2 separate regions of the Mus musculus genome follow, and region 1 is linked to region 2. A link is a loop called in an ENCODE intact Hi-C map of the cell type or tissue named here. Cell type or tissue: gastrocnemius. All regions are shown on one strand. Each heading gives the region's core, and the rest is flanking DNA. Links, peaks and the distances in the headings are about the cores only. Region 1 overlaps Prkce (protein kinase C, epsilon). Region 2 overlaps Prkce (protein kinase C, epsilon).

Region 1 (15,425 bases), core at 3,289-11,288, 58 kb before region 2:
CAACCTAGGGTGGAGGTCTGCATTGCAGCACCTGCTACTTCCTACAGGGGCAGACTGCCTGCTGAGTGTGTTTGCAACATAATCCAGCTGAAACAAAGGATGGGTCAGTGGGCTCCTCCCTATATAAACACAGTGCTGAATATTAAACTTTGAGCCTGGATCAGAAACTTTTGTCTTGGCTTCATGCTTATCTTGCCCGCCTGTCCTTTTTCATTTCTAGCCTCCCTTTCAGGTTCCCAGTTCATCCATGACTGCTGGACAGCTACACATCGGAAGTATCAGACATTTATATTACGATTCATAATAGTAGCAAAATTACAGTTATGAAGCGGCAATGAGATAATTTTATGGTTGGGGGTCCACACTCGAAGAACTGTATAAAAGCGTTAGGATGGCTGAGCACCACTGTCCTCGAAGCTGATGACGATCACTCTTAAGAGCAGTGCACAACGATGCTCTCCAAACACTTATTTACCAGATAGAATCTAAACAGTTGTTTTGACTCCAACTTCAAAATAAAAGGAAGTGCTGGGTTGAATCGTCATACGATGGGCTGTCTTAAACAACATTCTGAGAATCCAGGATTTCAGTTATGTGTGGACAAATTATCAACGATGAATTAACTGCTCAAGGGCAAGGATCAATGACCCTGAGCTGCATAAACCTGAAATCTAAATAAAGAATGGAAACTGAAGCTGCAGAAGACCTGCAAAGGCCCAGGGCTGCAGGCTGTCTGACCTTTGAGCTCTCCTCTCTTCCTATTTGCTCCTAAACTCTGAGGCTAAAGGTCTAGGGACTTAAAATAGCTCTGACTCAGCCTATGCGTTCGGAGCTCAGCAATACCCACGCTTTAGGGGATGTCGTCCGGAACAAGAGCTTCCTTCCTGGTGCAGACTGTCCATGGTCCTCCTGGCCTGTACTCTGGGGTGCTCCTTCCCTACTTCCATGCCTCTGGTCTTTCAACACTCAGTCCTTCTCCCAGGCCTCTTTATCACCCCTTATGAATGCCTATGGGAGGAGGGGAGGCAACTCCATCTTTTGTCAAATACTTTCACAGAGCACTTTTGTGCTATACCTTTGGAGGCAGGACACAAGAAGTTAAGAGAGTAAGAGAGAACCTTCAGGGTAAGGCTTTAAATATGGTATTATATGAGAAATACAGACTTGAACTTCCAGCGTCGAAGATACAAATGCAAGCTTTCACTTTGAGCTTTTCCCCTTGTCCTCAGCCTTTGACTCTCACCCATTCCTGTAGGAAGCATGTGTGGGCTCCCTACAGTGAGGTTCAAGACCTCTCTTAGGGATCCAAGTCACCTGGAACTCATCACAAGCAAACGTGAAGGGTGAAGGTCCTTACTGGGCACTGAGGCTCTTGAAGAAGAGATAAGGGACCACCACCAGGCTCACCACTCTGGACTGTAGAGCACTCCTCTACAGTAGAGCAGGCTCTTAATAAGGACTTTGTGTCTTTAGAATGAACAGGGACCAAGAAGAGACCCAGACAGTTCTTCTTGGTGGAACTCTGTCCACTTCTAAGAAGACAGACACTGTGGAATACTTACTAAAGAAAGACAGGTTGAGCAGTTTTCTTCTGGAAACTTAACATTGCTTGTGCTCAGTCTTTGATGCCCAGCTAACCAAACAACGCTGTCCTGAGACCCACATGATGAGCATTAGCCTGCTGAAGTAACCGTAAATGCTCGGCACTGCAAGCAAGAAAGCTGCTTAAACCTGTACGGAGGAACTTGTCTTAAGTACTTTCTAATCATTTAAAATAAGCTCTCCCCTTATACACAAAAAACACAACTCAATTTCAACCCCCTTCATTCCATGATGGCAACAACCACTTGTAGGTCAGACTTGATTTTTCATGCTTGTTTGATCCAAAAGTGAGTTGTGAGAGACTCGTGTCATAGGCTTAACATAGGCTTTCTAGGGGGATGGGGTGGGGGAAGATCTTCACTCATGTGAGTGTCTCTAATACTGTAAAAGTTGGTTCTGTTTGTTCGTGTTTATTGGCAGCAATGGATTTGGGGGAAAGAAATTATTCAAAGACACTGAAAACAGTCCTTAAATCGGCAGCACTCATCTTGATGAAGTGACTAATGTGTTTCCCTCCTTGTGATGTAAATCTTCCAAGACGGGTTGCTCCCTACCTCTTACTCACAGTCTGCCTGTCACAGCTGAGCTCTGGTTCCACAGGAACATCTCAGATGGTTCCTCCCTCTCAGACAATCTGATTCTCTTCAACTCAAACTTTTAATTTAAATCTAGCCAATATTACCCAGAATGTCTATAGCCACTAATATCACTTCTTTGAAAGAACCTTCTAGACAACGGTATGTCAGGAACCAAACTCAGTCCTCTTTGTTAACCACATAACGGAGGCAATGCCACTTTTCCAGCTGTGGATGGCTGGGTTCTACAGAGTGGGTGAGCTGTTACAGGGTCAGATCATTTTCCTAACATTCTCTCCAAAGAACTTTTCGTGAATGTTTTGATAAATGCAATCACCAGTCACTGAAATTCCTATTTTCTCAATTAAAAAATTATTTTATTATGTACATATGGATATTTTGCCTGCATGTCTACGTACCACTTGCTTGCCTGATACCCATGGAGGCCAGAAGAGGGCAGTGAATCTCCTGAGACTGGAGCTATGGTGGGCTGTGAGCCACCACGTGGGCACTGAGAATCAAACCTGTGTCCTCTGGAAGAGTAGCTGGGGCTCATTAAGCCATCTCTCCATCACTCATATTCCTATTATTTTAAACCCTAGATGCTGACACAGAACTATGCACGGTGAGAGGACTGATCTGAGGAAGGGTTGCAGAGAACAAGTCTTAGGCAGTTAAAGGCTGAAGCCAACAAGAGGTGCATGGTAACAAGACAGCTCCTAAAGATTCTCTGTGTGTGCCACAGCAAACTGCTTCTCCAGAAACAATCCAGATATTAATACACAAATGCAAGATGTTCGTTATCTTATATTTCCTATTTACTTACTTGTGTGTGTTGTGTGTGTGTGTGTTGTGAGTGTGTGTGAGTGTGAGTGAGTGTGTGAGTGTGTGTGTGAGTGTGTGTGAGTGTGAGTGTGTGTGAGAGTGAGTGTGTGAGTGAGTGTGTGAGTGAGTGAGTCTGTGAGTGAGTGTGTGTGTATGTGTGTATGAGTGTGTGTGTGAGTGAGTGTGTGTATGTGTATGTGTGTGTGTAGTGTGTGTGTGTGTGTGTGTGTGTGTGTGTGTGTGTGGAATGGGTTTATTTGGGGCTATGTATAGGAGGATGGATAAAGACATATTTACAAAAGTACTGTATCTTTCTTACCAGGGCTTACACCACTGAGAAAAATGTCTGTCTTCCACTCAACAACTGTCAATTGCCCAGAGTTCCTCCGGAAGGGTTGGGGGTCTCATGTGCGCTCACATAGTATGGGTGTCCACAAATCACAGTGCAACCTCCAAATGCCCAGAAACACAGATGCTAAAGCAGCGGTTCTCAACCTGTGGGTCACGCCCCCCTCCGAGGTTCATGCATCAGATAGCCTGCTTATCAGATTTACATTATGATCCATAACAGTAGCAAAGTTACAGTTATGAAGTAGAAAGAAGGTTGTAAGGTTGAGAACCTTCCTAAGGAGATCTATGGATAGAGACCTATGGATAGAGGTCTCTACTTAGAGAATAAGCAGAACATTATAGGGTAGAGACCAGCCAACTGATCCAGTAAGATTTCCTGGTGGAAGAGAGTCTCAGTGCTGATGTAGGTGCCCCTGACTACATTGCACTGTTGTTGAGAAGAGCTCGCGGGCCTGCAGAGGCGGCTCACTGGTTAAGGGCACTTGCTGCTCTTGGTTCCCATCACCCACGTGGTAGTTGGACAATCATCTCTAACCCCAGTGCAGTGGATCTGATGCCATCTTCTGGACTGAACAGATACTGTGCACACATGGTACACAGACATGCACGTAAGCAAAACACCCATACACGTGAAAGAAAAGTAGAGCTTTCTAAAAAGAGAACGCCTACGGACGGACAATCTTCTGATGGCGGTCACTATGTCTCAAGACACAATGCCTAGATGAAAATGACAGCATTGGCACCCGTCCAACACTAGTGTCTCTTTATTAACAGGCAAATAGTTTGACGTTCCCTTGAAGGGCTGGGGGGTGGCTGAAGTGTGTTGTGGCTACATAGTGTGTATAAGGCTCTGGGCTCAACCTCAACCACACACAAATGAGCAAAGCAGAACTCAGCTCAGTACCTCTGAGCAAGTTCAGTTGGGCAGGGTTGCTTGAACTCAGTCCCAACTTAGGTTTGTTTGCCTTTTAACAAGTAATATATATTATAAACAGCTGTGTTTTTCATGAACTCTCTGCAACTTGAGGTTTAGAAAGGCCCAATCCTTTCCACTAAACACCTAAGACTCTTGAAGAGTGGATAAGTTAGAACCTACATAGCATCCCAATCGCTGGAGATCCAGCAGTGGTAAAGAGACTGAGATATCCTTCTGCCCGCTCAGCCATTCCTCACTCTGGGGTCCTGCTTGGGACACCCTCCTCCCACTCCTTCACCCTCATCATGTCATGGGTCCTAACCGCCTCGGAGATGCCAGCTGTTGCCTCACAGTTGGAGACAACAGCTTCAGACATGAAAGACTCAGCCCCCTAGCCTGTCACTCTGCGTTTCCTTTAAGCAGTGTACAGACAAAGAAAACAGAAGCCCCCGGTGTTTTCCTTTGTAAAGCTTCTCCTTTCCTTCGACTTAGCTATTCTTTTTTTTTTCTTTTTGCCTATGAACTTGAATCAACTTGCTTTTAACTTTAAGTGTCTATGCCGGAGAGGGATTAAGTGACCACGTCCATTGGGCAGTAGTACAACAACCAACAGCGAGACAGTCTGCTGAAGAGCTCTAGAACCTTTCCTCAAAATTTTACTAGGGAGAACAGAACCCAATTTTCCATGGAGACACGTCCATTGGGCAGTAGTACAACAACCAACAGCGAGACAGTCTGCTGAAGAGCTCTAGAACCTTTCCTCAAAATTTTACTAGGGAGAACAGAACCCAATTTTCCATGGAGACACGTCCATTGGGCAGTAGTACAACAACCAACAGCGAGACAGTCTGCTGAAGAGCTCTAGAACCTTTCCTCAAAATTTTACTAGGGAGAACAGAACCCAATTTTCCATGGAGAATACCTGGCTTGACAATCGACAGGAATGTTTCCAGTTAGTAATGGAGTTAAGTACCCGTTTGTGCAGTGAAGAGAGGGAGAGAGGGAGGGAGGAATAGAGAAAGAGAGAGAGAGAGAGAGAGAGAGACAGAGACAGAGAGAGAGACAGAGAGACAGAGAGACAGAGAGAGAGAGAGATGGCTCAGCCGCTAAGAGGTTAAGAGCACTGGCTGCTCTTCCAGAGGACCTGGGTTCAATTCCCAGCACCTACGTAGCAGCCGACACCTGTCTGTAACTCCAGATCTAGGGCTTCTGAGATCCTCACATTGACATAGATGCAGGCAAAATACAGTGAACATAAAGTAAAAATAAATTATATGTTAAAAAAGAAAACAACAGGATCAGGCTCTGCCACACCATATTTATTTAGGTATAGGAACCCCTGAAGCTCTCTGTGTGTGCTTCTCTGTTTTCATATCAAATGCGGGTACTGACAGGTTCCGAGTGTCTGGTGCTAGATGATCTTTTTCTTAAAGATGGCGAACGCTGGAGCTAGAAAGATGGCTCAGTGGCTAAGAGCACCAACTACTTGCTTATCCAGAAGACCCGGGTTCAATTCCCAGAACCCACTAGGTAGCAAGTGTCTGAAACTCAGGTTACAGGGTGTCCTCCAGTGCTGTATGCATGTGGTATACGGAAATACATGCAAATAAAACACCCATACACATAAAGTAAAAATAAACAATCCTCAGGACTTTAGATTAAAAACAAACGGTGAGCATGAATCCCAGGTGTTTGTGGTACACGCCTATAATCCCAGCACTGGGGTGGCAGGGGAGAGCACATCTCTCAGAGTTACAGGCCAGTCAAGGCTACATAGCAAGATCTGCCTCCAAGCAAACAAAATCAAGTAAATGCAAAAATAGCGAGCCTGATCATTAATCCAGGATTTCTTATCAATCAATTGACCAATGCATCTTCGAACACTCCCTTATAAGCCAAGACAATCCCAGGTCTTAGAAATATCCCTTGGGCATCTATAATGTTTCAGGCTTCCTGTGTGGGGCTGTAGAGACCATGCAGGAGTTTGCAGGAATCTGCCCATGGGTTTCAGAGATTGGGAGGAAATGTACTGGCCCCCTGCTGTCAGAGAGAATGGAATGAGAGACTCCTGTCAGCCGGGTGGGGCTGTTTCAGAGCCTGGGGAGAGACTTCCTCAGACTCGTCTTACGCCATAAACAGTTCAAGGCAGTCTGGCTCCAACAGGCCATAAACCATAGTGTCTACAGTGAGCGAGCGTGCCAAGGTAGAAAGGAAAGCCGACCGACTACCTGTGTATTCTTAATCCTTTAAACCCCAAGAACACGGAACCATTTACTGGCATGGACACCCCATAAAAGAAGCTGAAAGGGTGGGGACGTGAAAATGCTTTGGTTAAATTAAGTTTTGATGGCTAAAATGACTTTAAAATACTTTTGCTTGTAGCAAACATTTTGTGTCGAGAGATGGTCTTCTTCAGGGGGAGTAGATATGCGTGGGTTACAGGGACGTGTTACAGGTGACTTAGATGGCTTGCTTTTCATCATTGCCCGAGTTGGGTTTGTAACTGCCTTCTGGACACAGGCGAAGTGCCAGAGTCACACCAGTAATTCCATTAACACATTAATCAAGGACTTAGAAGATGCTAGTTTTTACAGGGTAGATTAATTATTTTTCTTGGCTTAATATATATATTAATATATAAATATATTATATATTATTATATATAATATATACATTATATAACACACACACACACACATATATATATATATATATATATATATATATATATATATATGGGGGAAAGAGTCTTTTGATTTTTCAAAGATGGTGGTATCCTTTGGGGGGAAAAGAGTTCAATACAGTGTGGAAATGAAATCATAAGATTTCCTGATGGGAGAAAGGAAAGGAGGTGACAGGTACAAGTTTCTGCCTTCTGCCTTCTCTGACTCTTACGGTTCAAAAAGCCTTCCAGAACCTGGTCAGACCCTACAGGACGTGCCCACTTGCAGATCTGGCTGTGTTCCACCTAAGATCCGTGGTGGCAGAGGAGGCCTTTGAAACACAGCAGCTCCCGAAGCCTGGGGAATCACATGATCATAGAACTCGAGGGCTGGAGCCGGGGTTTGCTGCCTTGGCAGTACTGATAGCTTGGGTTGGTAGCTCTCGGTTGTAGTACCCTCAGTATGGATGCGCATCTCCTCCATATCCCAGCTCTGCTAGGTTCCAACAGCCCAAGTCCAGACATTGCCAAACGCTGTCCCTAGTGTTTGAGCACCTCGGTGCTAGAGGACCCATAAGAATTACCTGTTCTCATTGAGAAGTACTGAGTTGAGCATATTTCCTCCAAAGCATGGCAGGTACTTAAGTCAGTTCCACTTTCTACCTGAGCAGGGGAATTGAATTTCCCAAGTCGTTGGCTGTCCTGCCAGGATCTCCTAGAATTTTATGAATGAAGACTTGTGGCCTCACAGGTGGACCCAAGTGAAAACCAGGAAATCTCAACATGGCAAATATGTCGTTCTTAAAGACATAGTGTTATAGGCATTGACGACTCTATGTACACGACAGCAACAGGAAACTGTGAATCCTGAAGCCAAAATTAAAACGTGTTAACTAAGTTGTACCAACAGACTGGGTGGTTGTGTTCATTCTCTCCCTGCTAGCTTCCCTTGGTGAGAATCTAGCACACTTCTTTCCTTCTTTCTCTCTCTTTCTTCCCCTCAATTCTCGGGTAGGGTGTCAAGAAGCCCAGGCTGCCCTTGGACTCCTTATCTGTCTAAGGATGACCTAGAACATCTGCTTTTCCTGCCTTCAACTCCCTAGGGCTGGGATTGCAGGATTATGAAAAGCAGTGCCCAGGACCAAACAGCTTTGTGCGCGGTAGGCGAGCACTTAGCACAGAGCTACACTCCCCAGCCTGAGCCAGACATGTCTGTTCTGTGAGAACATCCAGTGTGCTTCTCAGTCAGGTTTGAAAGCATCTCTCTGCAGGCGTGGCTTTATTTGCTAAGCAGTGATGGATGCTAGGAAAGCAATTGTGAGTAGTGTCCTCTCCCCCAGCACATGATACAAGAAGGCATCACGAGAAAACCTGAACCTGTCCTGGGCAGATCGACTTTTGATGCAAGTTGATAGAATTCTCCAACTTCCAGGGCCAATCGACTAAACTTTGAACCGGTGGCTGTGTATTACACGTGCAGAAATTGTATTGATGAGATTTTAAATGCCTTCCTCTCCTTTCTCATTTTATAAAGTGACATCATTTAGCCAGAATCAAGAATGCCGTAAAAAGTACTAACAATCCAGCTTGTTTCTACTGCTTAGGGGTGTGTGTGTGTGTGTGTGTGTGTGTGTGTGTGTGTGTGTGTGTGTGTGTGTGTGTTTGGTGGGTGTAGCTTTGTTTTTCTTTTTTTTTTTCTTTTTCCCGCCACAAAAATAACAGAAGGAAAGCTGCTACTGTAATCAGCAGCAGCTGAAGGCATTTCCTGCGTTTTTATATCAAGCTGGGTTTTTTTTTTTCCATTACATACCCAGTGAACTCCAGTTAGGTCAAATTGGAGAAAAACAGGACCAACTATGCCTCCAAACCCACAAATATGCCTACTTAGCTCTGCTAATTTTATCATGTTTACTGTGGAGTTTTGAGCCAGAGACAGGAAAACCTCGGGGTGCTACTTGGTCTCCTAGGAGATCGGATCCCGGTACTTCCTCCTCCATCCTGATCCTCCTCATTGCCAGCACCCTAAGGTAGAGTGTTTGCTCTATCTGCAGGTTACTCGAAGGGGAGGGGCTTGGATCAAGTCCTACTTGAGGAGAGGGTCCCAGGTTCCTGGGCTCCTGGGCCAGTGACCAGGCTGGGTCCTAACCTTGTTTTAATGCCTAGCTACCTCCCTAAGAAGGGCAAGGTGTTCTTCCCTGTGCCATCCTTCCATGTCCAGCTTTAGCTAAGGCCACCTTTTTTGGTTTTTCTTCAGAGCCTCCTATTAGGAAGCTCTGAAGCCAGCTTCAAGTGTAGGAACCATGGAGTACTATCTCATTTACCCCTGGCTTTTGTTATTTCAAAGCTTTCCAGAAACCAGTATTGACTCTATATGATGCAAAACAAAAAACAAACAAACAAAACAAAACAAAAAAAAAAACAAAAACCTTGTCAGGTTTCTTCTTTAAAAAAAATATTTATCTGGGGGCTAGAGATATGACTCCATGGTTAAGAGCAGGTACCACTCTATCAGAGGACCAGAGAGGACCAGAATTTAGATATCAGCACCAGCATAGGGTGTCTCATAAACTTAGGTAACTCTAGCTCTCAGGGATCTGATGCCTTCTTCTGACCTCTGTGAGCATGTATATACACACACAAACATACACACATAAATATACATACAAATACACTCAAATATAATACACACACACACACACACACACATACATGCATAGAGAGAAAGAGGGGGGAGGGGTTGGAGCTGAAGCGATGGTTCCAGAGTTAAGCTTGAATCGTTATCTTTCAGAATACTCTTGGTTCCCAGCACCCAGGTCAGAACTCTAGTTCTCAGGGTTCTTTACAGACCACTGCATTCACAGGTACATACCTCTCATACACATAATTAAATCTTTAAAAACTGTTTATTTGCATATGTGTGTGTGTGGGGGGGGATGTTTGCATGGATGCATCAGGCCACCACAGGGAGCTTGTGATGGTCAGAGGACAACCTGCAGGAGTTGCTCTCCTTCCTCCACCATGCGTTCTGAGGATCACACTTCCTCCGACTGGGTCTCAGACAGCATTGCCTTTGCTGAGTATCTCTGGGATCGGTCTCTGCATTTTTATAGGAAGTTCAGTGTGGTTTTCCCACAGCTGCCAGGAGCTAGTCTGTCTTCCAAACCTTCTTTGCCAATTTGGTCAGCTTTGGTCAGTTTCTTTCTCCACCTTGACCCACAATCACCCACATATGCATTCTCCTCGGTGGGTGGATTTCTCTAGATTCCTCTGAGCCATGCTTGCCTTCATCATGGGAACAAGTGCTTTATCTCCTTAAAGGACGGCACCACAGAGGCGCGTCTACCTGTGCTGACTGCGTAAAGCCGTCCTCTCACTTAATCCTGTGAGATTCCCTGGCTCCAATCAGTTATTCTTCAATTCTCCATGCCTCTTACTAGCATTTTTTTTTCCTGCGTGTTCTCATTAATCCCTGTGCCCTGTGTTGTTCAGCATCACAGTCTCCCAGACCAATAGAGCTGGCATTGACCTCAGAGGGAGTGGACCCCAGCTGGGAATAGTTTTACAAGATCAAGAATTAGAAACGCTTTTTTGTCCTTCTGCGGTTACTTCAGGTCATGCTATTTTCCAAATACAGGTGGATGGACATTCAAGCCCAAATCTGGCATCCTTGCCAGCACCGGTACAGCCAACAAGCTCCTACGTGTAGCCTGACTCCGTGTCAAGGCATTTGAAAGGATAACAATGGCTTGCGTGTTTCTCCCAAGCATTCTTCCTTCAGTAGTCACCGTAACCACAAGTTGGGCACTGCTGCTATCCAAGCTTTTACATTTTATTTTAATTTAATGACTTACCTTATGTGCATGAGGGTTTGGCCTGCAGGTATGGCTGTGTACCACGTGTGTGCGTGGTGTTGGTGGGGGACAGAACTGGGCATCAGATCCCCCGGAGCTAGAATTATATACAGTTGGTTGTGAGCTGTCTTGTGACTGTTGGAAACTGATGCTGGTCCTCAGAATGCAGCAAGTGCTCTTAACCTCGGAAGCATCTCTCCACCCCTAGCCTAGTTTTTAAGTGAGAACTTGGGGTGCCACAAGGAAGGCCATGTAGCTGTGTGTTGAGGTCCCCTGGGTGTGTCTACCTCACAGCTGTGTGCCCCACTGCCTGGTTGTGGTTGGGCCTTCCCAGAAGGCACCACGAGAGCTGAGAGTTCTGACTGTGATTTCTAGGCTTCATGTGAAACTTTTTTCAGAGTCCACCATTTCAAAGCTACCCCTTTTACTAAATATATTTTAACATATAAAACCGTTTTTAGAAATTGTAGACATAAAGACTGGTCTAAAAACCTAGAGAAGAATATGATTCAAAATAAAAGCTATATTTTTGTCCTGAGTGTAAAATCCCCTGAGAAGAGTATTATAGGATCTGTAAACTCTGACATGTTTTCTTTAAAAACCAAAACCAAGACACTGTGTTTTCTTGTGGCAAAATGGAAGCACCCCCAGCTCCCAGCCCTCACCCACTTTCTGGAAGAGCTTATTTGACAGATTTTACAATTCTTTTGATAGCCAAGACTTTTTCTCTTTTGTTTTAAAAAATAATTTCCCGTTTCACTCAAACACCAAATTGTGTTCTTAGCTTTAAAGTCGAAATGCTTATTTACTGTTTTTCTTTTGTGAAACCTGACTTACAAATTTCTTGACAGTTTTAAATTGTATTTATTTATTAAGTACACATTTGTGTGCATATGTGCATATCTGTGTACCTGTGTATATACGCACGTGCACACATGTGAACGTGCACATGTGTGCGAGTATGTATACATGTGTGGACACATGTATATGAGTGGACGCATGTGTGAATGTGTATGTGTATGTGAACATGTGTGTACATGCACACATGTATGTACATGCCATGGTACCATGTATAAATCAGAGGACTGCTATTGGATGTTGGTTCTCTCTGCTTACCATGTGGGTTCCAGGGATTGAGTCCTTTTATGCAAGTACCTTTTATGCTCTGAACCATCTTGTCAGCCCATTTATACATTTCTTGACTCCTGGATTCCTTTTCAATGATAGAAAAGACACACCATGTAATTGTTTGGATATCCCAAGTGCAATAGCTTCCTGCTAGCTGGCTCTCTTTTTCCTCTTCTAACCAAGCCTCTGCAGGTTTCACTTGCTACTCCAGCTTCCTCCAACTTCAGCACAGGATGTGTCTATGTCTGTTTTCCCAGTCAACCTTTCAGGGATGGCTTCTCCTTAAACAGACATCCTTCTCATAAGCCCTGGGGGAGGGGCGAGCGTGTGGATTACACACCTGCCTCGTGAGCACAGGCAGTCTGCAGGATGGCGATGTAGGCCAAGTCCCAGCACTTGAGGGTGTCATCACTGAGCTGAGGACACACAGTAGGAATTTTGTAGGACATGATGGGGGGACATCTACTCAGGATACTCTACTTTCTCATTTCAGAACTGTTCCAAGACGCCAGCAGTACCAGACCAGAAGTACCAGGCCACCTCAGCATTTTGCCCATCTCCTTTTCATAAGTAGGATGAAAACAGCCAGGCCATGATTACCAGACGGCTTGCTGGTCATGGTGATCCTGTTGGGAGTATAATCCAGTGGATTTCGGTCGCTACTGTTTATGCCTACCTTGTCCACTACTCTGAGAGACATTCCTCAGAGCATCTAGGCTTGTCAGGTTGGTACTATGCCCTGACTGTCTAAGCTACTCTGCACAGCCCTAAATCAGGCACATTAGGGCACCTGAGAGAAGAATTCATGGTCCTGGATCTCCAAGGGCAGACAGTTTAGCTGGAAACTCAATGCTGGAGGTGAGATAGTCTGAGACTAAGTATGCACAGTGTCCCTACCCACACTGGGAAATCCCAAAGCTACCAGGCCTGAGCTTGTTGACCTTTTCAGGAAGCTGCATTTGGACACCCTGTTCTTGGGAGATTAAAAGCCCCATCGTCTAAAGCCTTTGGCCCCTGGTTGAGTAGGAGGGAGTTCTGAATGTTGAGGAATTTCGTTTGTTCTTTATTGAAAAGAAAACAAAGGTGAAGAATCCTACACCAGGGATAAAGGAGACAAAGGCATCACTTTCTCTGGGTGAAGGCCTCCCTCCCAGTGCCCTTCATGATGGGTGCTAGCTATGGAGAGGAAAGCAGCCTGGGTCTGGTTCCAAAGGGGTTCTAATTATAGCTGACTCTTGCTCCAATCTGATCTAAAACACTGTTTTATTATTCAGGCTGACACAGCAAACATGGGAGCTCTGGAGTGAGCAGTAATGCACACAGTTGAGTCCCCTGCATGCCACTGATTGTACATGCACACGTGATGATAAAGGACTCCCTCCCTTCTGTGACTCCCGGGTAACCCACAAGGAAACCCAGGCTTCTGGATGCTTTGCTATCCTCAGTGTGTCCTTCCTGCCATGCGACCTTTGTGGGCAGCACTGGCTGGGTAAACACTTTCCACTGGGTTTTAAGGAATACACATTTCTCTGTGCGAGGGCTGGCTTTTCAGCAGCAATGGTGACTACTTCTTGGGAGCCTGGAGGGAGTAGAAAGCAGTGTCAGCTGACTGCAGCACTCCAGGCTAGGAGACCAAGTCTCAGTACACAGGTCGAGTTCAGACAACTTGGTTAGGCTTTAGGTGGCTAGAGACCCCATCTTCACTGCTCCACCCATGTAGAAGCTGCCAGTTCCCAAGACTGAGGCTGGAACTCCCTTCTTCTAAGGGGGTGGGGTGGGGTGGGAGATCATATATCAAGTGGAGCAATCGTCCAGCAGCATGATCCCCAAGGAGGGCCACTAAGGGCAGGCTGGGAACCTTTAAGGGACTGCGGTCTAGGGTTCCTAGGGGTCTTCTGTGACACATGATCTTAGGAATTGGGGTCTTGAAACACACACACACACACACACACACACACACACACACACTATTGCTATGTTATATGATATACACTACTATATATACTTTATATAGTATATGTAATACACACACACACACACACACACACACACAGACACAACACTATATATAATTGAGGCTTCAATTATTTCTCCCCAAATTCTGCCTTCTTGGCTTAAGTAATCTAGCAAATTGCTATAATTCTCTTTATATATAAATACATATCTATGAACATATAAAAATTCACATTGCCATCATACTTTCTCTATGTGTATATATATATATACACACAGACAGACATATAGCATATATGATCCATATCCACATGTTCACATGCATATCTGAGCTGATGAAAGTATACCAGAATTCTCAGTGACTCATAAGGCATGACAATGTGAGTCCTGGAAAGAAGGAAACGTTTAGATTTCCCCAGAAGCCTTGGGTTCCAGGAGCACCATGTTTCTAATCATTCTGACCGAACAATGTCCAGTCTCTGGGAAAATCACAGCCTTGACTCAGAGAATTTACAACAAAGCCCCCTGACCACAGGAAACTCAGAAGTTTCCTCACAGGGCAAGCCTCGCTTTGCACCCACTATTCCTATGAACCTGTGCCAAATACTACAGGATTTTTCTGTCAGTGTCTTTCCCCTGCTTGTCTGGGTCCAAGGACTCAGACTGGCAAATGTTCTGACATTAAAAATGTCTGCCAAACAAAGACAATGATTTACTCAAATTAAGCCAAAGCTATAGATCCAGAAATCAGACGTAAGAGGAAAATAATTAAGTAGACGAAAATGAATAAGTAAATAGTATCTAGAATATTTCTGGGGTGAAAGCTGCAGAGGTGAAGAGACATGGTCACCCAGCTTGGGCATCCATAATAGCGAAGACGGAGGTGAACAGCATAGCCATACAGCTTCTGGATTCATGGGTTTACAGTGGGTAAGAGAGGAATAATTACTGTCATGCTCCCGCTGTCATTGTCACTCAAAGAATTCTCCGTGGAGTCTGGGAACTGCCCTAGCCTGTGCTGAGAGGGAGCCCCCTACATGACACATACCAGAACATAATGCCATCTTCTCATGCCCAAATGTATGGCTGAAAACTGTAGAGATTTGTGTTTCAGGGCATGTTCTCTGCTAAGGCTTAAGTCCTTAGATAGCTTCTCTGTGAGACCCAGAGCGTTCCTATGAGGAGCATAGAGAGGAGAATTGAGTCCAGGGAGTGTTTGCCTAGAGGGGACATTTGATGACCACTGATACCAATAATACCCATGCTATCACCTACTGGGTCCTGAGCACATTCTATAAGAAAGGTACCGTGTAAACATTTTACAGGTCAGGAAACTCCAACTTCAAAGAGACAAAGAGACACTCCCTAGGTCAGTAAGGGACAGCCTGTTATTTAAACACAAGGGTGCTTGACTTCAGAGTTTTGTATTTAAAGGTAGACTGTAGAACAGACATGAAAAGAGGTGCTCACAGTGACTACGAAAAAGTAATGTAGAACTGGATCGCTACACAGTTAGGGTAGTTCCGCCCAACCTTGACAGAGATGGGGCTGGAATGTGTAAA
Region 2 (15,425 bases), core at 3,732-11,731:
ACGGGGCTTGGGGATAGACCACGTTCAAGGCTGTTGGCTTATATTTAAGGAAGGTTTTCAAAATGTCTACTTGGAAGAATGACAGGCTCCGGTGTGGTAAGAGTCTATACTAAAAGTTCGATTTTACTAATTATTAGAAAGACTCCAGGGTGGAAGGTGGAACTTAAGAGGGCAATGTGGTTCAAATGATTAGGGTCTCCCCAGTCCATTTGTAGCAAACCACCAAGACACACACATTCCTGCATGTCCTGTATTTGCCAACAAAGAAGAGGCACACCTGTTTGGAAGGAAGTCTTTGAGGATTTTTTTTCCTACCTTGGGTTTTTCTAACTCTAGGCAAATGGGAAGATGGTTAATGAGCAAAGATGAACACCTACCAACTACAGGCGTTAAAATCTACATTTTTAACATTTAACCCCAAGAAACAAAGGAGTTGGTTGATATGCTTAAGGCCACAGTGCCAAGTAAGCCGATCAGCCAGGGCTGCAGGCCGGGTCTATGTTCAGTGCCTCTCAGCTCTGCCCTCATACTCAGAGTCACCCTCTACGCGGTTCCACAGAACTGTCAATAAAGGTTACACTTAAATATCCAAAATTAACATGTGCGGCTGCAGGCATCAGGAGTGTGTGTCTCGGGCTCGACATTAAGTTATTTTATTCTACTCACATCCTTTTTATAGCTGTATCACGGGTGTCTGGAGAAGTCTAAATTTTATGACAAATGCTACAAAAAATGAATGCTTTAAGACAGGGAAAGTTGATTTTAAGAGGTCATGAAGCATACAAATATATTTTATGTTTTAACTTATAAACACAATTATAGGTGTCTATTTTTGTTTGATTTCAATATCTTCCTGCTAAATGCATACGAGACATGAAACAGAACAAAACAACAAAACAACAACAACAACACCCCCAAATCCTCCTTGTAGAAGTACACCATAAACGCATGGCCTGTCCAGATCCGCTCAGGGCCTCTGGTCATCTTTCAGAGACTCCCTCTGGCAAGAGTGACAGGGCTCCCTGAGCTGTCAGTGATGGGCAGAGTGGAAGCTTTTGTGCTGCATGTGGTAGGTAGCAGGTGTGTAAGAATCTGGAGGGGGCGGTCAGGTCAAAGCCACCCTCCCTGCGAGACTCCCCTGCTGGCCTCTCCATTTCTGCTGAGAGCCAACAGAGCCCAGTGAATCAACCACGGTGCTTTCCAGACTCCAGTACATAGAAAACTCAAATTGGGAACTTTCCAAAAGCAGATTCCTGGAAAATAAATCCAAATCCCCAGTCCATAAGTCTACGCTGAACCCCCAAAACCCGGCCTCTCTACCCAGCTCCCGGCCAGTGCAATGTTCTCAAGTAGAGCTCCCACTTTAAATGGTGAAAGTTAGCGTGCATCCCCAGCCCCGAGTCCTCTGGTAAACTAGATTGCAATCTGAGGGAAGAGGGCGTGGAGGAGGGAGTGAGGGAGGGGAATGCATGAGGACAGAGTACGTGAAGAGGCCACAATGGCATTCATTACTTTGTATGTTGACCTAAAACCTTCACTTAAACAATCCAGTCTGATCTCCCCAACCTCCCGATGGGAGCTGACTCCCAAATCACCACTACTGGTTACAATTGGGGCTTCTCAAGTCTCCCGGGGAGCGCACCAAGCCCTTCTCTACACAAGCTTTCCATTCTCTTCTTGGTGCTATTAGTTTCAAATGAAGGCAGCCCTATTCTGAACTAATGCAGAGACCTTAACCTCCCGTCTGATTATTAAGCCCACTTGGTACCTGCCAACCTTATGTCATACCTTACATTCTGATGTCAGAGATTGTTATTTAGTCTGGTGGTGGTGGTTTGGTTTGGTTTGGTTTTGCCCATATTCCAAATGGGTTTTCACAGTTCTTAAAGTCCTTGCATGAAACATTCAATCTATAAACAATTACCAAATAGATGTGTTTACCGTATCTTTACTCCACATAGCTGACACTGAGCTACCAATGTGAGTGGACACCATTTTGTAGACACTCAATGCAGCAACATATTAAGATCTTGACTCCCAAGAGCCCCTGGTCTGTCTTTCTGAAGCCTTTACTAGCAGAACGGGCATGCTTACAGTCCAGATGACTGATTCCTCAAGGGATTCACCCAAGCCAATGCCTTCTCTTCAGTCTCCATGTGGACTAAGTTACACTCTTGTGTGACCTTTCTGTTTTGTAAATCTCAATGGCTGCTCCTACATGTCCTGGTTAGTTTTATCGTCAACATAATACATGGGGGCTGAGGGGATCTCAAGAGAGGAATTGGCTCATCAGACTGACCTGTGGGCATTTCTACAGGCCATTTTCTTGATGGCTAATTGATGTAGATGGGTTTTGCCCGCTGTGGATGGTGCCATCTCTAGGTAGGTGGGTTTGGACTAAATATGAAAGGCAACTGAAGGGAAACAAGACAATAAGAAAAACGGGCAGTGGTAGCACATGCCATAATCCCAGCACTTGGGAGGCAGAGGCAGGCGGATTTTGGAGTTCAAGCCCAGCCTGGTCTAGAGAGTGAGTTGAGTTCCAGGACAGCCAGGGCTACACAGAGAAACCCTGTCTCAAAAAACAAACCAACAAACAAACCAACAAATAAAAAGGAGGTGCCCTTCCAAGGGCTCCAGTCCCTCCCTCTGTGATCTCTCACTTGGAGTTCTTGCCATGGCTTCCCTGAGTGATGGCTGTGACCTATAAACTGAAACAACCCCCTTTCTCCTCAAGTTACTTTCGGTCAGTGTGTTCTATCAGAGCCACACGCTACCTACCCATCAACAGTGCAAAGTGGGAGGCAAACCATTCAAGGGTTTTCCATTGTCTGCCGCGTTCTTCCTCAGAGAAGGGTGGGATCGTTAAGCCAGTCTGGAAACCCTCCACTCAAGCATAGAATTATGTAAGAAGGGTGTGTACTTGTGCAACACTGACCTGGGAGCATTTAACGTTGGTCGCTGGCTTACTTCCCGTGCATGCTACCTTTACGGTTCGCTTTACCTTGAATTGCACTGTCAGTCTACCAAGGCAGGAGGATGGCTAAGTAAGGATCAAGTTAACCGGTTTCTTAGAGATAAGCCAATCCTTTACCTTGGACCTCCAAGAGCTGCTTTAGACTCACTGGAGGCTTTGAATACGGCTTGTAAATACCAGTCTTCAGCAGGAATTGTGTGAGCCTATGCTAGGTGCCAGCTGAATGCCTCCAAGGCTCATCCTACCTGTTCCACAGTTTTCTCTCAGAGCACCAGGTCATATCTATGCTTTCCTGTGTAGGCCAGGCCCAAACCCCATACACAGAACATAAAGAAAGGACAAAGAAGATTGTGAGACAGCAAAGCCCAAGGCCAACAAAGACAACTCACTGCCTGGGGCTCAGTCTCTCCAGAGCTGGCAGCGAGGTCTCTCAGATGCCACCTCAGGCTGTTTCTCTCAGCTTTAAACTGATGCTTTAAGCACCACTCATCTCTCACCACACCAAACCATGAGAGCCAAACTGCTCAGAGGAACAGAGGCTCACTACACAGTGCACAGCAGTCACTCGGCACCGATTCCAGTACAGTTTGATGATATAACCCTCCCTTTCGCTCGTGTGTGATGTTGGATGAAACCGGGACTTCACTCACGCTACATCCACGTCTTATAACACTGCTCCATGCCCTGCCAGCATGGGGGTATTAAGGACCAACTGGGAATTTATCTTTTGAAAGAAATCTATTGCTTGAATGATACATTTTTAAGATACTTTAAGAGTCTGCATTCTTGAGTACTTCAGTAACATCCAACTATTTTGCAAGCAAGGTAATTAAAAATTACTCATCTTTTTATTATTTTTAATCTCATCTACCTGGAAGCAGTTTATAGCAGTTCTAACTCCTGACCATGTATAGAAGCAACACCGCTTCTTTGAATGCATCCACAGAACCGGAGTCAGCCAACAGCAGTTGTCCTTTGTCATGTATCTCTGTTTGGATGAGATAAAACAGTGCCAACTTGGTCAAAATACCAAAAGCACGGACTGAAACAAATATCCGCAAGCACTTCCCTCTAACCCTGAGACAGACCTCGCCGCAGAACTAACTATTCCACCCCATCAATGAAGCCTGCGATGCGGTTCCCACGGACTTCTAACCAGAGGTCAGCCAGTGACAACAGTTGCCTGCCGCTTACCAGCACAGACAGAAACTTCTGCCGTGCTGTGGTCATCTGGAAGGGAAATTTATGAGAGGCAGAGACAGATGGGTCCGTAAACTGCACCCCGCACAGCGGCGATAACTTATTTTCACAATTCATTTGAACACAATGTAACGGGTAATATGAGGTGGCCGGATGAGCGTAAGTCTGGAGTTCTGAGCTGAAGCTGATGGCCTCCTGGCCTCTTTCCCTGGTAACTGCAAAATCCAAATGCCAAAAGGCTTTGACCAGTTCTATCCTTCCTTATCTATTTGAGGAGCAAGGGAGGGAGGGGAAGAAGGTGAATCTCACATATGTGGCTCCCAGCCCCTAGGGCCTGGAGGTGACTGCAGCTAAGCAGGCATCCCCATGGGTGTGTTGGGGAAACAGATCCAGCGAGACAAAGAGAAGGAAGTCACAAAGGTTTCCGCTTCCCCAATGTTACAGGTTTTATCTCATCATTCAGCAGCCTGGAAGTCTCTCCCCTCTTATGTACCCCCTTCTATGTCAGGGCCTGCCACCTTATTCTCTCCCAGAGAAGGACCGAGGTCCACTTGAAGGCTGGATCTCCATCTCCTCGCCCTTTAGAACGCTACACAATAGCAGAACCTGGAGGAACACTGGACTTTTGCAGATGGGCAGACAAGAAGGAAGGCATACTCTTAAAAGGAAGGGCAGTCCTAAAAGGCACACTCAGGGCTACCAGCTCCAACTGCATTAGGCAAGAGCAAGCAAGCTTTTCAGAAGACGGTATGGCCAGCTAAAGAGCCATTCAGTATGCTCCTGGGATCAGGAATGGAACTTACAATGTCTATGATTACTTATGGACTGGAAATACAATACAGCTATTTTATGGCAACTTTCCTGTTGGAAATAGTTTAATTTCTCTTATCTTTCTTGCTTGCCTTCACCAATGTTTCTGATGCTTCAAGGGCTGGAGAGATGGCTCAGGGATTAAGAGCACTTGTTGCTCTTCTAGAGGGCCTCAGTTTAGTTCCCAACATCAATATCTACACCTGCATCTGCATCTACATCTACATCTTCATCCGCATCTACATCTACATCCGCATCCACATCTACATCTATGAGAGGAAACTCCCTGCTGCCCTGTCTTTAACCCAGCTCCAGGAAATCTGATGCTCTCTTCTGGCCTCCAAAGGCCACACACACACACACACACACACAGAGAGAGAGAGAGAGAGAGAGAGAGGGGGGGGAGGGGGGAGGAGGAGGGGGAGGGGGAGGGGGAGGGGGAGGGGGAGGGGGAGAGGGAGAGGGAGAGGGAGAGGGAGAGGGAGAGGGAGAGGGAGAGGGAGAGGGAGAGGGAGAGGGAGAGGGAGAGGGAGAGAAACTGGAAACTCCAGGAGGCCAGAGGCATTATCTTGTCTTTGTGTGCTCATTAATAAAAGGGGGAGAGAAAGTGGGGTGGCACAGACCTTTAATTCCAGCATCTCCGAGCTAGAGACCGAGATGAGTTCCTGGCCAGCCAGGCTACATAGTGAGTGAGACTCTTGTCTCAAAAACACTCCACAAGACAAGATCTTGACCTTGAAGATAAAGACCCAACAGAAGTATCTAATTCTGGAGTGGGCAAAGCAAAGGGATTCTGCTGACATCTGAAAAGCCGTTTCTCGGAAGTGTAGTTACAGTTTCAGCACGCATGCCCTGAAGTGCGTGGTCCCCGCACGCAGATGGCCTTCCCGCCTTCTGATGGACAGAATTAGGTAAAGCTTTCACTAGCTGGGCGATGCTCACCCTCCAACCCAGGAGCCTAAGAGGACAGGAGAGGTGACTGCGTGCTGTTCGGGGAGTCTCAGAAAGTGGTCGCCTAAGTGACACCTACTTCCCCCCTTGTTGGGAAATAAGGAATTTCAAAAGAATGTGAGAAAACAAGACAGACTAAACTATTGTTTTGGACTAAGGTTCTCAGTGGACTTTCAGAGATAACCACTTCCATATGACCAAAGCATACTAGATAGACAGCATTCTTTTAAGGTGCAGGGTTCAAACAGCCATCTCTCCCATTTTTCTTTCTTAATAGACACCTTTAAAAATTAGGGGGGGGGGGGAGTGTGTGGCAGTGTGGATAGAATCCAGGCTTGGCCACACCACCCGAGCCTCTCCGGTGGCCCCACAGACAGAGCTCACTGGTTATTGCTTAATTCTGTATCGTTCAGGACTATATCACCACTACTGATTGCCATTTAAAAAAAAAACCTATTGAATAGGAACAATTTGAAGAATCGCTATCATAAAACATCAAGTCCCAGCTCTGAAATCGGGCAGAATTTAGATAAAAAATTTGGAAAGGTCAAGAATGTCTAAGGGTCACATAGATTCAAGCATGATCTTGCAAGTTTGGAAAGTAGGTCACCGTCCCCCTCCTTCATATTCTGGTTGCAAATGACGTGTACCGCTGAAGGTCTCAGTAGCAACAGCAATGGCTCCGCCCAGCCCTTATCCCCCATACTCATGGGTAATGGCAATGTCCACAGCCTGGGCCATGACAGAGACACGTGCGAGGATGAAGGAGAGCATTGTGTCACACTAAGGATCCCACAGAAAGAACCTGGCTTGGTGGATCACAAGAGCAACAGAGCCAGAAGAGGCACTAAAGGGACGGCTGGTGCTTAGCAGCCCTTGTAGCTACTGCAGGGGGCTTGGGATCATATCCCAGAACCCACAAGGTGACTCACAAGCATCTGTAACCACTCCATTTCCAGGGAATCCCACACCCTATTCTGACCTCTGCAGGGACCATACATACATGTAGAGCACAGTCATACATGCAGGCAAAACACTCATACACACAACATAAATAAACAAATCTTTTAAAAAGGTACATGAAGTGGGGGGAGAGGGCGCGTCAGGGTGCTTGTGGGGTGACACGTTGTTTACATTTATGATATGAACAGTAAATAAATAAAAGATAGTCTACTAAAACTGTAAATAGAGTGCTGCCTTCTAAAATACTTTCTGTTATCAGTATTAGGCCAGCGCAACATTTTCTAGTTCCCACTGTATGAACTGTCACCAAAACCAGACCATAGGTATCCTAAAAAAATGTTTCCCTAATTCTTCTATCTAATCTAGAAAAGCGATAGCATTCAGTCAGGCTCTGCATCGGGTGTGGGCTGCCGTAACCAGAGCCCCTGGGGCTGGGTTTAAACCCTTTGTTTGCTAGAACTGCCCCTCCGTCATCACCAAATACCTCTTATTAAAGAAAGTATCAGCAGAAGGAAATCTGATTAACTGGTGACTACCAAAGAGTACGGAGTACGGAGGAATGCATCGCTGCGATATAGGCAGCTTCAGTTATCAAAGGAATGAGGCTGAGTCTCTCAGGGAAGTTAATGATTTCCATAGACACTAAAATGTCATTAGCCAGTGGAGAATCTGAGGACCCACGCCTGGGACAGGTATTCACAGAGGAAGGGAAATTCTGTGAAGTCATTACAAATGTATCTCCCGCCCTCTCCCCGGGTTCCTATCGTGAGTTTGATAGGAAAGCGCTGCTCCCGTTCCTACCGAACAGGAATCACCCAGAAGAAAACAGTGAGACCTCAATCGGACCAAACACTTGACAAATTCTTTCTTGTCAGTTTTCAAGATGGTCAGAGTAGCACGGTAGCTGGGCTCTCTATCCTGGGAGCGCGGTTTACTTCTATTTAAAATAAAAACAAACAAACTCGGCCTGTTTCATAGAGCTCCAAACAGCTCTGTCCCCACCGGGTGGGGTTTAGAGCGCAGCTGCAGACACTGTAGTCTGCTTATGAGCTCAGAAATTATTTCAGCGTCTTCGTTTCAAACAGACAAAAGTAGGACCAGACAGGGCAAGCTTCTACGGCTCTGCTTTTTGAGAGCTAGTCCTACTCTTATTTTTCTTCCTGTCTAACTTTAGAATTTTGTATATGAAAGGAAATATTTGCCAATACTGGAAACCAGAAGCTTCAGAGTGTATCCTTCTAGAACGGCACCCGTTTGGTCACCTCGCTCAGTTAAACTATTTTAGGTCTCCAGTCTCCTCTTCCTGCCTGGATGAGTCACAAAGACCCACTTGCCTTGCTAACTACTCTCGCCACCTAGTGGCTGAAATGGTTAACTGCAAGATACTTGGTAAGGTCTGTAGGGAGAAAATTGTTCGCTTTTCTCCATTGGGCATTTTTTTGTTTTGTTTTGTTTTTTGTTTTGTTTGTTTGTTTGTTTTGCTTTTTCGAGACAGGGTTTATCTATGTAGCCTTGGCTGTCCTGGAACTCACTTTGTAGACCAGCCTGGCCTTGAACTCAGAAATCTGCCTGCCTGTACCTCCCAAGTGCTGGGATTAAAGGCGTGAGCCACCACTGCCCGGCCCCTTTAGCCATTCTTAATGTGAATGCTAAGAATCTATCTAGTAAGATGGAGAAACTGCTTGAATATCTATGCATTTTGTTTAAGTGCATAACATGTACATTAATCCTTCAATTTAGTGAAAAGGATACAGGAAATGAAAGGACCTATGGTCAGGAGTGGGAGGGGAAATGCAATCTGCCAGTAAGGAGAGCATTGCTGTGGGTCTCAGAGAACCCCAGGCAGCATCCTTTCCGGCTTTCCCGTTTACTGCTTAGTCCTCAGTTTGTGTCCTGTTTCTAATTCCCAAGCACAGCTTTAGCAATCTAGCGGGACGCTCATGACACACGGCCCGTGGCTTGCAGGAAGAGACTGACTGGATGGAGCAAGCCCATCCATGTGCCAGGAAGACCCACAGGGAGACCACAGCACACTCCCTGGCTCTCAGCCCTGCCTTCCATCTTGTCTTCAGCAGGAGCCTTCGTCTAGCTGGCTCGACTCACGTCCCCAGCCCTCAACAGCACTGTACTCCTAGCAAGGAGTATTTAACTGAAGAGTGAATGGGGGCAAGGTGCCAACAGGACACTCAGGACTGCCAGCCCTGTGCTGAGGTGACCAGGTGGCAGCCCCGATTAGGTGCCAAGGAGGCACTGAAATTTTCTCTAGCATGCATTTTTTTCTTTGTCATTCTGGGTATCAGACCCCGGTGTTCAGGCATGCTGGACAGGTGCTGTCCCATTGAGCTACCCCCCCCCCCCATCCTCAGAGCTAAGCCCAGGCCCCTGTCCACACTAAGCACAGGCTCCAGTACTGAGCTCCACTCCAGCCCGTCTACAGGAACCATTTTAAGGAAGGACTCAGTTTCCATAAACTGACTGAAAGGGCCTCTCTGGGACACTGGGCTAACCACAACATTGGCCAGGGAGGAATCAGAGACAATAAAACAAACTAATTTTTCAAAAACAAAAAACAAAAAAACCAAACAAACAACAACAAAACAAACAAACAAACAAAAAAACAGAATGAAGAGCAAACCATTACAGAAACAAACAAGCAGACCTTCTGTCTGACTGTAAGACTGACAGGTTCATCCGTGAATCCTTGGGTCCCGGGGATGAACACCAGGTAGACACCAGTGAGAGGGTAGAGGGACCCTGGTGAGCCCAAGGTCTTCTGGCTCTGAATCCTCTGCCACAGTGGCCTTCAGGGACCTGGGAGGCAAAGCCATCTTTGTGTGCCTAGCATGAGAGGGCACCACTGATCATAGTGGCTTTCCTGTCTCCCTCCAAAAGTCTCTCAGTCACAGTGACTGTGTGGTCACCTGGGCCATGGTGACTCTGAGACCCACTTCAAGCCTCATCTACAGTGGGTGTCATGACGTATTTGTGAGCAGCAATGATATTCCAGTATAGCAGGCTCCTGGGCTGTTCACACAAAGCTCATGAAGAGGCCAGCCTGTGTGACTTCACACATCATGACTGGAGCAGGAGGGCCTACACTGGTTATCCATTTTGTTAACTTCAGTTCTAAGGGGACTGGAAATACATTTCTGTAATAAACCACTATGTCCTTCAGAGAAAATATATGTTGGACCAAATGGCCCTTCTCTCAACTTCCAATAGTGAATAATTCTGAGCCCAAGAAATGTTCTCATATTCATTAATAAAATATAGAATATGCTGGTGGTTGGGGTGGTGGCACATGCATTTAATCCCAGCACTCAGGAGGCAGAGCAGGGAAATCTCTTGTCAGTTTGAAGCCAGTCTGGTCTACAAAGCAAGTTCCAGACCACTAAGGGTTATATAGTGAAACTCTGTCTCAAAACAAAAGCAAACAAAGAAATGAACGGAACACAGAGTGACTACCATTCAGTTTATTCACTCCGAATGTTTGCTCCCTTTAGATGGTAAGGTTGCAAATGTCCAACCCTGAGCGGAAAGCGATAAGGAGACCTCGTATATTAACCAGACGCACCGTCACCGGCATTCTGAACATTCAACAACTCTTGCTTGTTTGCTTCAAAAATAATTCAGATGCTGCCTTAAGCAGGCAGGTACGAGAGGCAGGCCGGTGGCCCAGGCCAGACACAAGTGCTTGAGAATGCCACAAGGGACAGGCGTAAGGGCAAACAGTCAAGGGCGAACTGCCTCTCGGATTGGCTTATCTCTGCAAAGACCCCATGAGTGAGGGCTGGCCTCCTCCAATCCCGGGGACCTTAAAGATGTATTCTTTTCAACCAGGCAGTGGGACGCTCTGTGCTGTATTGGCTAAGCCATGTTGCTGTTTAAACAAGGTACACGGAGAGGCTCATCCCTGAGTGACGTAAGAGGCTCCTGCTGAGGCAGAAGATTCTTCTGGCCAAAAGGAAACCAAGTGCAGATACATGGAGAGCACACTTTTATTTGAGCTTATCGTTTTAAGTGGTTGCAGGGTTATTCGGTGTGACCTAACCCACGGAGTTAGGGACATCTAGAAGGACAGACGGATTCCATTGCTATAGCGAGCAGTCTTTCTGAACATCTTTACTAGATGTTTTCATCTGTAACCATCCCTCCCCCTCCCCCTGCCCCCTAATGCCTCTTGTCTCCAAGTTGGATTTCTGGGAATTAAAATCCCCACTGCCTGGCAGCTTTGGCCGAACTCTGGTTTGAGCAAACAATGACCTGGATTGGCAACTCCTTCCACCCTTGCCCAGCGAGTGCCAGGGTCGAGAGCTGGATGGGTTGTGAGGCCACCGGGTGCATTGTGTAATCGGCCATGGCCACTACATCCTAGACACTTGTGTCCTCCCAGGAGAGAAGAAGCAGAAGCTACCCCGCCCCCCGCCAGCTTTGTCTACAGCTCTGTGATTGATTCCCTAAGGCTTCCTCTAGATCAGTGAGCCAAGCAGCAGTTCATCAGATCTTTTCCCACTTCAAACCGAGAAAATAGTCCTAGGTTGGGTCAGAATCTACATGTTGCCTCTCCTGACGTTGCTGTCTGGGGCTCTTCTCCCTCATCTGCATCACAGTCATCACAAAAAAACGGCCAGTGGGTAATCCCAAGGGTGGTGTTTATGTTCTGCTCTTCCCACAGGCGGCCCCCACAGGCCCTTGGCGGGAGAGGTCGGTAGCTGATTCTTATGTTGGAGAAGAGCAAGCTAGACTCTCGACAATTTGAGTTTGAGTAAGAAACATAAACTCAAGCAGAACGAAATGCCAGTTCACAGGGCCACTCGGCGAACAGAGTCTTTGTTTTCTTGTGCCAGGTCTTACCGTTCTTGCACTGCTCTATAACAATAATTTTAAACTACAATAAAAGAAGCTGGGAATTCCGGGGTGGGGGTAGGGACTTGGTGGGAGAACAGTCTGTCTGCCCCAGATCACTGTAACAGGGTTTCCCATTTCACATAGCCCCAGTGGAATGGGTTTGGGGAAGAATAACTGTCACTGTGACTTCTGTGGCTTGGTTCTCAGAAGCAATGCATGAAAGAGATGGTACCCAGGAGGGGGAGGCGGCTGCAGCTAAGAGTTTTAACTAAAGAACACTTGTTGTTCTTCAAAAGACAGAAGTTCTGTTCCTGGCATCCTGTGATGTTGGCTCTGGGGGGGGTCTGATGCTGTCTTCTGGATTCGGTGGGCACTTACACAAAAATGCACACACAAATGCACAGGCTCACGTGCAGGCACACACAAATAATAAATTTTATCTCTTCTTAAGGGGTGGACAAATGGAGACTCGGAGGTGGGGCCTGCTAAGACCCTGAACTAGGTAATCTAATTCCAATGTCCGAGCTCCAAAGCCCCTGTGCCCAGTGCCTGCCCTAGGACCCCTCCTTCTAGAACCTTCCTCCCTGCTTCTCACTCTCCCTTCCTCTCTTCTCAGTCCTCTTCTTCACACCATCTCCTCTCTGTTTTCAAGACAGAGACTCACTCTGTGGTTTAGAATGGCATAGAACTCATAGAAATCCTCCTGCCTCAGGATCTCATGTTCTGAGATTAGGTGTGCACTATTGTACCTGGCTAGGAGAAGCCTTTCAATGAATAGATTCAAGGAGAGAGAGAGAGAGAGAGAGAGAGAGAGAGAGAGAGAGAGAGAGAGAGAGAGAGAGCTAAAACTAGAAACACTTAAAACTCAGAAATTGCCGCCAATTTTGTCTTTGCACAATACCTTCTGTGAAAAGGAAAGAAAAGGGATTGGGGTAAGGACCACGCAAACCCTGCCAATGACATATGGGAAGTCAAGAATGGAATGGAAAGTCTCTATAAGGAAGATGTACACCCCACGTAAAAATCTGACAGGAAAGGGGTGTGGTAGGAAAAGATAACAAAGGTTAAAGGCCAAGGACCAGGGATATTAATAGCAAAGATGGCCCAGGGAAAGATCCATGTTCCGTGCCAACAAGCAGCAGCCTGGGCGTCCTACTGGTGTGCTGGGTGGCTTCGGTAGATAGTTTATTTCCATTTTATAGATGAACAAACTAAGACCTGCAATATGAGGCACACTGACAGAGCACAGCAGAGGTAAGTCTGGGAAACTGCTGAGCTCCTGACTCCTGTACTATGAACCTCGAGTGACTGGCACATAATTAGACATACTGAACACCATTCTGATGAGCATACCCGGAGTGAGAGAGCAAGTCACAGGGAAGCCAGTCCTGATGGAAGCCCAAAAGGAACTTTCTATTTAGCAACGTGCAAAAATAAATGCCAGCTCCCGAGAGTGACTGGGACCAGGAAGGGACTGCCCATAGGCCTCATGCATGCAAGGCACGAGTGAGCCTTCTAAGACAGAATAACCATGGAGCTAGACAAGCCCTTAGCCAGGAGTTTTAGCTCTGCTTGAAACGGAGCTGGCTGATTTCAAAGGGACATACTCACACTTAGGATTCTGTGTTCATCTGAAATCACAGGGATTTTAAATTGGCAATGGGTTTTCCTAAGGACTGGAAGTTTGTTTCATGGCCCCGTGACTGTTCTGTACCTACAGTAGCTTTGCACACTCGAGAGTACCCACACTCAGGTGGCAGCCGCTGGCTGAAACAATGTGCGACAGAAGAAAACAACTAGGGGAAGACTTGAGAGGTGCAGCCTGCTGTGCAGCCTCGACTGAACAGGTCACATCTTCAGCTGTCAGTTTCCTTGTTAAATATGAGCTGATGCCTAGGGACTTCTGGGTAAGATGGCTGACTAGCAACCTCACCACTGACACTCAGCGAGAGGAAGCAGCGGCAGTATCTCAGTAAACATTTAGCCTGCAAGGACTGTAACAGGCTCAGCGAGCTGGGACAGAGCCCTTTGTGGAAGCAGGCTGAGAACCACAGGCTGGCTGGAAGCTCTGTCCATGCATGGCCTGACATGGCGGCACAGGCCTTTAACCCCAGGACTCAGAAAGCCCAGGCAGGCAGATTTCAGTTAGTTCAAGGACAACCTGCTCTGTAGAGTGAGTTCCAGAGCAGCCAGGGCGACATGGAGAGAAACTGCCTTGAAGAAAACAACAAAGCTGTCAAGGAGAGAGTCGAAACTCCAAGTAATGCGAGCTCCTCACCGTGGAGCCTCTCGTCACCTCTCACCTCCGCCTGGCCATCTGCAGGACCAGAAGTGAGCGAGGTGGTGGGAAAGGGCTGGCAGGCTCCTGGGATTCCCAGGGAACAGGCAGAGCACCCGAGCTGGAAGACAAGGTAGAAGGACTGAGGCTATCAAAGAAGGAGACAGCTAAAATGGCACGAAGACACAGTTAGAGTTACAGACATGTGTACCACCATCAGACCTACGGAGAGTAGGCGCTGATTATCTCTCTGTATACATCTACTAGAACAGAGAAAAATAGATAACATTCTTATAAGAATTATAACAGCCAAGTTCTCAGAGTGAGACAAAGAGATGACAGACGTACAAGACCAGAAAAGAACCTTCCCTCCACATAGCATAGTTATGGTGCTAACGCTACAGGCTGCAGGAAGCACATTGAAAGCAGCAAGTCATATATAAAAGCAGGGCCATAATTCATTATTCAACTGGAGCTTTAAAAGCCAGGAAGGCTGGGACATATGAATTTCCAGGTCAGAAGGACAGTAGCTGCCAAGCCAGGCTACTCTGACCAGCAAAGCTCTCGGTTATAATTGAAGGAAAAATAAAAACTTTCCATGATAAAAATAGGCTCAAGGAATTTGGGACGACTAAACCAGCTGTATAGAAGATACTTGAAGAATCCTTCAGACTGAGGAGAAAACAAATCCACCCATGAGGCCAAAGGAAATAATAAACCACACTAGAATAATAGCAAGAGAGGAAGGAGGGGAAAGCCAAACACTGCAAAGTCAACAGAACGGCAGGAATTGATAAACAGCGTCAATAATAGCTCTGATTATTAACGGTCTCATCCCCCAACAAAAAGACACAAACTACTAGATTGGATTAAAAAACAAACAACAACAACAACAACAACAACAAAACAAAAACAGAAAAACCAACCCAGCAATCATCCATTTGTTGTCTCCCGGGAGCTCACTGCATCACAAGAGACAGTCACAACCTACGTCAGGGTGAAGACTCGGAGGAGATATTTTAAGCAAAGGAACCGAGCGAGAAAATGAGCAGGTTTTGCTGTTCTAATGTCTAGAGTGGTTATCAAAGCCAAGCTAGTGAGGAAAGCCGCAGAGTAGCTGATACCAACGAGGGGAGCAAGCCATCAAGAGGCCGTTACAATTCTAAATACACACCACTGCAACATAGACGTGACCAATTTCATAGAACAAGGGCAGATGGAGCCGGGACAACAGCACTGGGAGACTTCAATGTACCGGTCTCACAAACTGACGGGTCATCCCACAAGAGTTAGAAACATTGGAATGGCACCATCGGTCACAAGGACGTAACAGATGCCCACAGAACATTCCTCTAGATGCTTCAGAAAGGGTATCCCCAGCAGCACGTGCAGCTTTCT

What was found. A loop is a pair of places that touch in the nucleus more often than their neighbours do. Peaks named below come from ENCODE experiments on the same cell type or tissue, not always from the same donor. Only the 100,000 strongest peaks of a DNase experiment are listed, where the experiment ranks them.
Region 1: it touches region 2 in a loop (2.2-fold over the local background); 6 of 42 quality-filtered maps call a loop at or near these places.

Annotation. Positions count from the first base shown.
Region 1 is chr17:86,586,695-86,602,119 of GRCm38, reverse strand. All of the region lies in intron 11 of Prkce (protein kinase C, epsilon), which reads right to left. Among named protein-coding and RNA genes, the nearest start is that of Gm52297, 75 kb to the left of the region's middle. In gastrocnemius, for the core only: no CTCF peak of the experiment used is centred there; DNase peaks (open chromatin) are centred at 4,074 and 6,776; H3K27ac peaks cover 4,388 bases.
Region 2 is chr17:86,528,827-86,544,251 of GRCm38, reverse strand. The region is part of intron 10 of Prkce (protein kinase C, epsilon); the gene reads right to left. Among named protein-coding and RNA genes, the nearest start is that of Gm30284, 92 kb to the right of the region's middle. In gastrocnemius, for the core only: a CTCF peak has its summit at 8,265 (motif pointing left); DNase peaks (open chromatin) are centred at 9,001, 9,695, 10,809, 11,268 and 1 more place; H3K4me3 peaks cover 1,255 bases; H3K27ac peaks cover 3,653 bases.